Linked DNA regions of Mus musculus: region 1 is linked to region 2. Evidence: chromatin contacts called from ENCODE POLR2A ChIA-PET data. All regions are on one chromosome and are shown on one strand. Each heading gives the region's core, a stretch centred on a gene start or an enhancer-like site at or near the end of the contact. The rest is flanking DNA. Distances are from core to core; before and after follow the strand shown.

Region 1 (5,047 bases), core at 1,077-3,576, 150 kb after region 2:
CACCTTCCAGAACCTGATTCAACAAACACAACAAGATTTCCCCACACTGCTACTGTCCCACTCCTTACAAAGAAAATTCCTATTAATCTTTTCAGACTAGCTATACATCTCCACAAATCAGAGTCAGGCCAGCTCCATCAGTACTTGAATAATAATATCCCAAGCGTGCTATATGGTATATATAAGTATCTACTCATAAATATATTACCCCTGATATTGTGTGAGCTCCTTGAGAGAAAGGATTGTACCTAAAATTCATCTTTGCAGGAGGAATAATCAATCTAGCAAATGGCATATGGAGATGCTCAAACTATTTGTTAATTTTTATAGCTAAAAGAACCTTTTTTTTCCTTCTGATGAATTCATAAATGAAAGTCTTTTTTTTTTTTTTTTTTTTTAAGACAGGGTTTCTCTGTGTAGCCCTGGCTGTCCTGGAACACATTCTGTAGTCCAGGCTGGCCTCGAACTCAGAAATCCACCTGCCTCTGCCTCCCAAGCGCTGGGATTAAAGGCATGCGCCACCACTGCCCCGCATAAATGAAAGTCTTATTCTCCATGTTCTAAAAGACAAATTCTGACAACTTATTCTAAGAAAAAAAATAATCAGCCTGCTTTTTGCAAAGCTGACACTGCTGGCTTGAGCTACACAGGAAATAAACTCAGTCTGACCAAAGCATAACTACAGTCAAAAAACACACTTCTCTGCTTGTCAAAAGAACCTGCCATTCTTCCCAGTGGGATTCTTACTATCTGAAGTACGCTTGACAAAGATCTTTTGGTACATGCTCAAGCAACAGTTTTCATGGAGCTGATTCACAATGCTCTTATTTTGAGTTTGGAAACCGGCTTAACTGCATTCACTAAAAAAGCAGCAGGAAACCATAAAGTGTGCTTCAACAAACATTGCTTTTTATTGATGAGAAATACAGCCATAGAGATGGGCAGGCCCTATCGTGGTAAGTATACAAAGACATGTTTCATTCTCTCTGTTCTAAAAGATACATTTCTGACAACTTGATATAAGAAAAAAATAATCATCCTGCTTTTTGCAAAAAAAGGCTGCTGACACTACCAGCCTGAGCTACACAGGAAATAAACTCAGCCTGAACAAAGCATATGACAGCTAAAAAAAAAAAAAAAAAAAAAAAAAAATACTGGGCACCTACTCAGAAGAATCTCAAACGCAATGAATACACTGAGCCGGGCCACAGAATGAAGCCTACACTTGAGCCTCTGCAGTTTTGTGTTTGGAAGTATGTGCACCTTCTGATACTACTTTTGGTTGAAGGAATATAAATATAAATGTCACCTTTAGAACTTAGACGCTGTTTCCACACATCCCAAGCAGATCTGGGCGAGTCATCTGACTCTGGACTCAAGACAAGGCCGCTTCCCGATATCCTGTCTCTTTTGCAAGACTTTGCACAATTTGGTCTCTGCCTTCTTCCCACATCATCTCTTAACCATACAGGACGTCAAGTTCTCTAACGGCCTGCCCAGTTACGGAAGTTTTCATCCATCAGACTCGCCCTTTAAACACTCTTAAGCAAACACCCTGTTCCACAGACACGCGCAGAAGTCATGAACACTAAGGAATATACAGAAACTCAAGAAAAATAAGAGAGGCGAGGTGACTTTATGCACGACTGTAGAGCACACTCAATTTATGCTCTAACAGAAAGGCTAGACAAACCTTGTGGCCTTGTGGATGTGGCCCCAGTAGTAGTAACCTAGCCGAAGTATTCGGTCCCAGCGATGCCGCTGGGAATGCAGAGATTGGGGCTCTGAACTGAAGAAACAAAAGCAAGATCTAGAGACACCGTGTCAGGACAGTGAGAGGCGGGTGGAGAGCCTCGCGAGCAGCAACAACATTTGGAAAGGGAAGCCGTCTTAGGAAAGCACAGTGGGACCGCTCTTCCCAGAAGCCTAGGCAGAGGAGGGGGACGCTCCCTTCCCAGAGCCCACTCTAGACAAAAGGCTCAAGAAGCGCGTCAGAGGACCCACCGCTGGTCCCAGAGAGCCCTAGTGAATGTGCCCAAGGCCAGACTGGTCCGCAGGCGGAGCTATCCAGCCAGGGCCCTGGAGCCTAAGAAGCGCCACGCCTCAGTCCCTACAGAGCACTTACGTCATTGACCGTCCTCGTCCAAAGCCCGAGCTCGGGGACTGCGTCCACAGCCGCCGGGACCCAGCACAGGAGACACAGGGCAACTCGCAGCAGCTGGGCCCCGGCGGGCCGGCGGCAGAGGAGGCTGGGAAGGAGGCCAGCCTCAGACCGACAGGCGGCAGCCATCTTGACGCGGACGCCGCACCTGCGCTCCCGGAACCCGGCCACGCCCCGGGGCCGCACCTGGCTCAGCTCCGCCCCTGAAGGGGCGTGCCCACGAGGGGAACGAGAGCACGGGCGTGAATGCGGAGGGGGTCTTGGGCTGAAGCGGATAGGCGCTGTTAGAGGAAATAGGCTCAAACCTGGAGCAGGGCTTCAGGGCCAGGCCTGGAAGGAACCGAGGAAGTGTGGAGGGAAGGGAAGAGAGTCCAGAGGGAAACCCGCCCACGGAGGGGGCGGGGCCTGGGAGGTGGGGCCGGGTGGAGGCGGGGCTGAGAAGGTGGGGCCGGGAGTGGAGGCGGGGCCAAGACCTTAATTGGGGCGGGACTATGGGCACGGGGCGTGGTAGGGAGGCGGGGCCTTCCCGGGAGAAGGGAAGGCGGAACCAAAGTGTGGAGGCGGGACTACAAGATTAAAAGGGCCGAACCTGGGCGGAACTAGAAGCTGCTTTAAGGGGAAGGTTGTGTGTAGAAAGATGGAGGCGGGGAAAAGAACAGGGAGAGGAGGGGGAGGAAAAAGAGGCAGGGCCTTAAGGGAAACTAGAAAGGAAAGACCTGGCTGCAACGCAGTTGAAAGGTCAGCTTGCAGAGCAGGGCCCCGAGGATAATGGGGCACTCTAATGACAAGTTGCAGAAATGAAGATCCTAGTACTTGGGAGGTGGAGGTAGGAGGATCGTGGGAATTCAAAGACAGCCTATAGCCACATAGCAAGCGTGAGACCAGCGTGAGCTGCACAAGCTTGTCTAAAAGCAAAACAAAATACTTGTCAACTAAGGGGAAAAAATTGTTTCGAGAGCAATAGTCAGGTCTCACCAGTAGGTGGCACTAGGAAATTGATGTTTTATATGAATTTGAATCTTTCCTGAAGGTGTTTTTTTAGTCCCGATTAGATTCAGTAGGAGTTACTGTTTATACCTCTAATTTCCTTATTTTAAAATAGTTAACTATTTTTCAAGCACATTTAAGTTCACAGTAAAATCGAGAGGAATGGATCTCTAGAAAGTTCTAATATCGCCCTGGTCACCAGCTTCCTCTGCTAGCAACATTCCACACTACAAGGAGTACCTTTAATAGAGACCATTAAACCAGTAATCAATTCAGAACTGTATCTTACGGCTCATTAAATATCTCACAGAGGTATCGATCTCCGAGTAATAGACTAAACAGGGAGTTTACCTTATTGAAGAGCAAATGGAATATTGAGATGGTCCTGAGGTTAAAGGCACTTGCTGCCAAAGCTGACTACCCACAAGGTCCCAGAAACAGACTCTGGAATGTTGTTCTTTAACCCCCAAATACTTCCCACTCAATACATAAGTAAAATGTAATTAACATTTTAAAAGAGTAATTATGGGCTGGCGAGATGGCTTAGTGGTTAAGAGCACCCGACTGCTCTTCTGAAGGTCCAGAGTTCAAATCCCAGCAACCACATGGTGGCTCACAACCATCCATAATGAGATCTGACGCCCTCTTCTGGAGTGTCTGAAGATAGCTACAGTGTACTTACATATAATAAATAAATAAATCTTTAAAAAAATAAAATAAAATAAAGGCACGAGCCGCCACAAAAAAAAAAAAGAGTAATTACTTTTGTTAATTAGATGCTTCTTATTCTAGGGTAATTTCATTTCCAAGGAAGAGTGGCACTAGCATTGCTTCCTTGAGTTAGTTAGGCTGTATTTGTTATCTCCTCCATCCACAACACTCAGCCAGGGGCCAGGGTAAAATCAATCAAACCTAACACAGCAAAGGGCCATCAGCAGGGGGTGGATGTAGTATTTGCCCAATATACCCTGACCCTGGTTCAATCAGCACCACAGAAAGAGCTAATGGAACAGGGGACACTGGTCACATCCTGGGGTGTAGATATAAAAGAGTCTGGAGACACTGGCCACTCCTGCAGAGGACTCGGGTTCCATTCCCAGTACCCATATGGCAACTCACAACCTCTGCTCCAGTCCCAGGGCATCTGTTGCCCTCTTCTGATCTCACTGGTCCACAACACATACAGGCCAAATACTCATACACATAAATAAGTAAATCTAAAACATATTTTTAATTTAAAAAGCCTATAGCTTTTTTTTAATCCTTATATTTTAGAGATTTCTTTAATTTAGATGCTTCTAGAAGCAGTCTCTGGAGTAAGACTCCAGTTCATCAGGAAAGGATCATAAATGGCAATAGGTTAGCGTTCTTGAAATTCATGCGGTAAGGTTCTAATCTCCAGCTCATCAAATGTGAATAGAGAAAGAGAGTGAGATAAGATCTTCAGGGTGGGCCCTTATCCGGAAGGATTGGTATCTCTATCCAAGAGCCTCAGACACATTCGAAGCCTGGGGAGGACATTGTAGACCCTAGGAGCTGCGACAAGCCCCCAATAGAGGCAGTCAGAGGAATCTGTGTCAACAACTTAATCTTGGACTTCCTGATCCCACAACCGCAAGGAGCTCCACGCTGCGCTCTAAACCTCCCAGGTTCTGTTCCTTTGTTTTGCCAATCTTAACAAATCAGCCCAGACAGTGAGTAAATGTGACCGTGAGTGGAATGTGGACAATAGAGACAACGTAATTATCCAGTCAGCCACCGCGGTGGCAAGTGGCATGTAATCTCGGAGAGACTTCGGAAAAGCATGTGAGCAATGTCCCCAAGTCACCTCACCAGGAAGCTGCGTTGTTTGCATGGATGGTTCCCAGCTTATGGTAGTTAGACTCACAGTTTTCAGCT
Region 2 (4,858 bases), core at 261-2,760:
TTCAAGGTTGCCATATATTTTGGCATTTAAAATTTCAATGATTTTTGTTGGTTTTTGTTGTTGTTGTTTTGTTTTGCTTCCTTTGTATTTAGGGAAGGAAGGTGAGTGTAATGCTTTATCAAAAGCATATGATATTTATCAGGAATTCTTAAGTCTTATGGGCCACACTAGAACACAATGTATCTGAGACTATTCACAAAGCAATGTGAGGATGTCCACTTTCAAGTCAATATTCTAAGTAGGAATCAGCTGAATGAGATTTGGCACCAGGAGTTTTAATAAAAGTCCTCCTCTGACACCTTTAAAAATTTGTTTATCAATGTCAAGAGTATATTCTGTAAATGCCACCAAACCTTTGAATGGTGCTAAGAATGTGCCTCTCAGAGCACAACAAAACTAAAACTGGAAAATGAGAATCTCAGCTAAATAGTCAAATATTTATTTAGCACCTAGGAAATCAGGTAAAGCTAAAACTCTGCAGTCTACTTGTGTTAACGTATTTAATATGAAAAACTGCCATTTCACTTTCCTGGAGGTTATAGGACTGCGGCAGACACATGGCCTGGGAGTGGGGGATGGGAGGGAAAGAGACTCCCCAACCCCCTCCAAAAAAAAAAAAAAAAAAAAAAAAAAAAAAACTAAACATGTTTATTTTCAGAGGTAGACTCGGGTCGGAGGCAAACATCCACTAGGCCTACTACTGAGCTTTTGGGGCCGGTTCCAACGGGGCTGCCAACGCCGGTCACTGGCCTGGCGGGCAGCGGCCGCAGCCGCGCCGCCGCCCGCGTGGCGCCGACGACTGAGCCGGGCCAGGGGCGGGGGGCTCGCACGTGCCCGGCGGGGGCGGGGCGGCGAGAGCGACGGCGACCCCGGCTCCGGGAGGCGGGCGCGGCCGCTTCGGCCTCCCCCGCGGCGGCCGGCAGGCAGCGGCGGTGGACGAAGGTGCGCGTCACGGAACCGATGGAGCCACACAGAGACGTCTAAGTCATGCAGGAGGCGCCCGGCCCCGGCCCGCTCCCGCCGCCCCGACCCCTCCTCTCATCCGACAGAAAGACAGACAAGAAGGGTTCCCGACCTGTCGTGCCCTGCATGTTCAGAGTCTGTCATGTTTGGTCAAGAACGGGGCGGGGCTGGAGGGCAGGTCTGGAGGCCGGCGGCGGCGGTGGCGGCGGCAGCGGGGCGCGGGGAGGACCCCTGCGCCGCCTGCGGGCAACCCTGTCCCCGGCCGCCGCCGACAGGTGACGAAGTGGTAAAAACTCACGGTTACTAGTGAGCGACACAGACACAGACTTTCCAGTCTATTAACAACCAACGCCAGAGAGATGGGGCTCTAACTGCAAAGACTGGGCAACGGCCCCGCGCTGCCGGCGCTGCCGCTCTAGTCTGTATTCGCCGCCGGAGGCTGAGGCGTGGGAGCCGGCGGGCGGCGTGCAGCGACGCGGGGATTTGGACAGTGGCCGTAACGGTGATTTCTCCTCACCAACATGGCGGCACCCGAAACAGGCGGCTCAGAAAATGGCGCCGGCCGCAACACCTTGCCCGGGACTAAAGGGCAAGTGGAATTCCTCCGCGAGCCGCGGCCCTCTCCCAGCCCGCCGGTGCCGAGCGCACTAGCCATTGGAGGAAACTGCCCGTCAATCACTTCCAGGGGCGGGCCTTTAATACGCTCGCTGCGGCAGCGGAGGCAGCAATCTGATGGGTGTGAGGCCAGGGATGCGGTTCGGTGGCGCGTGGAGTTATATCGGGCGGGGCAGGTCACCCCGCCAGGCCTGCTGTGTCCACCAGGTCCTCTGTGCCCATTTCTCGATGTTCCTGCGAGACTCGTCGTCTAAGGCTTTGGAGTTCCGGACTCATCACACTGTCCCCCTCCACCCCGCCACCGTTAACTGCGCGACAAAGAAAGGAACCCAGGACTGGCGGTTTTCTTTGTTAAAAAGAAAGAAAGAAAGAAAAGCTTTCTTTGTTGCCGAAAGAACTCGGAATCATCCTTAAGCCCTTAAACTTGTAGCTGTTATGTCTCCGTAGTGTAAGGAAGACTGCCTGCCATGCAACTTTTTCTGATACTAAATTCACCCAGTCCTTACTTGACGATTAAAAATAGCTATTGAGGTAATTAAAACATGATCTTGTGTCTGTTAGCGGTTTAGATGTGGAATTCATTCGAGTATTTCATAAGAACAAGACTTCATTTCTTCGTATGTCCATGGCCTTCAGACGTATTTCCATATCCTTCAGAAATAGTCTTGAAATGATGAGTAATGTATACTTAGTTCTGAAGGAAAGTTAATTTTTTTTATTAAAATGATAAGCTTAAATGTCCAATATTTCTAAATACACGACGTCTTTTGTCTTTGATGTGTAAATAACGTGCATTCAAAGAGCAATTGCGATTAGATAAATGTGAAAAGAGAAAAAAAGTTATTTAGTTGAATGCAGCTATTGACAAGACTTGAACCCTGACAGATCTTCACGGCCCATTATAGGAAACTTTCAAAAGGCACATCTGTTTTAACTAGAGAAGCAATATTATTAGTTTTTGGAACTAAAATGTAAAGCCTCTTCATTTAATCGTTTTACTAGGAACAGTGAAAGGCTTTTGAGGTGTAACAGCTGCTCTTCACAACTGCATTTTCTGCTTAGACATTAAAATAATGATTTAGGATTTGAATTTGATTTTTTTTTTTAATAAAAAGAAAATCTTTGAACTGGTACACATTTGAGTATTGCTGTTTTCAAATTCGTTTGGAAGTTTAAACGCACACCAAAATAAATTCTGGGCATTAGCTTACTCAGAAAAACAACTTTTGAAATGTTGCCTCCAGACAAAATTAACATACTGACACACTTGGAAGGTCCAATTGTTGGCTATCTAGGCCAACTCAAGCCACAAGGAAAGGATTCCCTGTGGTGTACTCTATTTGTAAACTTTATATACTTTATAAACCCTCAAGGCAGGAAAGCCACAGCTCTCAGCTGGCTGAACACAAAGCAGTCAGGCCCCGCACCCAGACTTCCCTAACAGCCCTAAAGGTCATCTTCTAAGGGCTACTGCAGTCATTCATTCGCAACCTGAGCTATGAAAGTGGCCAAGAAAGTGCCCTACAAGAAAAAAAAAAAAAATCCCGCCACCCCCTGAAAAGGAAGTCTCATTAGTCCCTGGCTTGTCACAGAAACCAGTTCCTGAGCATGAAAACCAACAAATCCCTGAGCAGAAAAATTCACCAATCCCTGAAAATACCAAACTCTGGACTTGAAATCCCAACAGTCCTCAGCCTGGAAAACTGGACAGCTCCGCCCCCTAAGAAATCCTATGGAAGGCCTGCCTTCAGCTCAGTCAGGGGCTGTTTTCTCACCTGAGCAGAGGCAGCAGTCCTGCGGTTTTCTCTCCCAATAAATCCCTTGTGTGAGGTTTGTTGTACTGTGTGACTTTGTGCCTCCCAACTGCGAGGATACCTTTCCTTTCAGACCTACAACATTTCCATCATCCGCAAAGAGTATTTCCTCGCCATTTGTTACCCTCTGTTGACCTCAAAATAGAAGATAACCTGGAATCTGCTCAGCCCTTTCCTCTTTAAAAGAAATCGCTTGTAGACTTTAGAATTTAATTCACCTCTGAGATTACTAAATTCTGTGACCAGAGCTCATTGATATTTTTTAAAGCCATCCCTGTACTTAAAACTGAGAGTTGCACTCTTTTATATTTAATATTCTGAGTATATAATAGCCACTCGTTCTGTGTATGTTGGGGCAGCTGTGTGGAAGTACAAGGACAGCTTGCAGGAGGCCATTCTCTCCTCCCGCCATTTTCTCACCCAGGCAGAGGCAGCCACCCTTCTGGGTGATTGACCTCAAGACATTCAGAGCTTGGTGGCAGGCAGCACTCGGGTTCTCAGCAGCCCCGGAACTGATATCGTAATAGAACTTTATGACTTTCCCTATAGATACCTTACACCTTTGATAGACTCCTCACAATCGGATACTTCTGCTTTCATTGCTGTGTAACAAGCTATAATAATACACTGTTTTAACTTATAGTTTGGAATAGGAAACATTTCCAGAATCCTACACATATTCAACCCATGCTCTAACAAGAGCTAAACTCCCAACACAAGGGTTTGGGGTGTTTGTTTGTTTTCCCAGTCTAATCCTTGGATTCTAGGTTCTCATTCTACACTCACTGAGATTTCCAGTACTAGTGTGTGGGAACCACAGAGGTCTTTGAGCTCTCAGATAAGCACTAGGGAAAGCAGGAATGTTAAACACACAGGGTTGTCCCTTAAAAGGGAAGGGTGCATAACCTGTTATCTGCCCAAAAAGCTGGAATTAGATGAGGTTAATAGTCAGTCAGTCTGGTTACCTTTGAGCTAACTGTATGGCCAAGATCATACCAGATTCTCCTCTCCCAAGACCTTACCATAGGCTTGTCAATCTATAGAAAGTGTATTTATGGAAGATGTCACATATAGTCAATCTATAGAACCTAACTTTATGGAAGATATCATATGTACTTTACAAAGAGTTCAGTGTAGTCATGATTTAAGCTTTATTGTACACATGGGATTGAATTAATTATCACCAGTAAAGTTTTCACCAAATTCTGGTGTGCTTAAATATGCCTAAAATAAACTCCCTGGGCTTAGACTCTCAAGGCTTGGACACTGGCTACTTAGTCATGTGGAGCTGAACTACCTTCTCGCCTATCTTGGATCATCACTCTCCTGGCTATGGTGGTCCCAGAGATCCTTGAACTAGGGCACCCAGTGCGACATTAATAGACACAGTCCAGGAGGATGGTCCTGTCCTGTTTCCCAGGTTTCTACGGGATGACAAAGTTTTCTCTTTAGAGAAACATGTTTTC

Evidence for each region. ChIA-PET counts read pairs that join two places held with the same protein, here RNA polymerase II (POLR2A).
Region 1: POLR2A ChIA-PET joins it to region 2 with 12 read pairs in embryonic stem cell. The contact joins the promoter of Tmem87b here to the promoter of Zc3h6 in region 2. POLR2A ChIA-PET finds 5 or more read pairs at or near these places in 3 of 5 experiments (Patski and embryonic stem cell).

Annotation. Positions count from the first base shown.
Region 1 is chr2:128,815,582-128,820,628 of GRCm38, reverse strand. It overlaps Tmem87b (transmembrane protein 87B), which reads right to left and starts at 2,326. Exons shown (of 19, transcript NM_001355629.1): 1 at 2,126-2,326. The coding sequence starts at 2,290.
Region 2 is chr2:128,964,054-128,968,911 of GRCm38, reverse strand. Zc3h6 (zinc finger CCCH type containing 6) reads right to left here and starts at 1,510. Exons shown (of 12, transcript NM_178404.3): 1 at 1,076-1,510. The coding sequence starts at 1,107.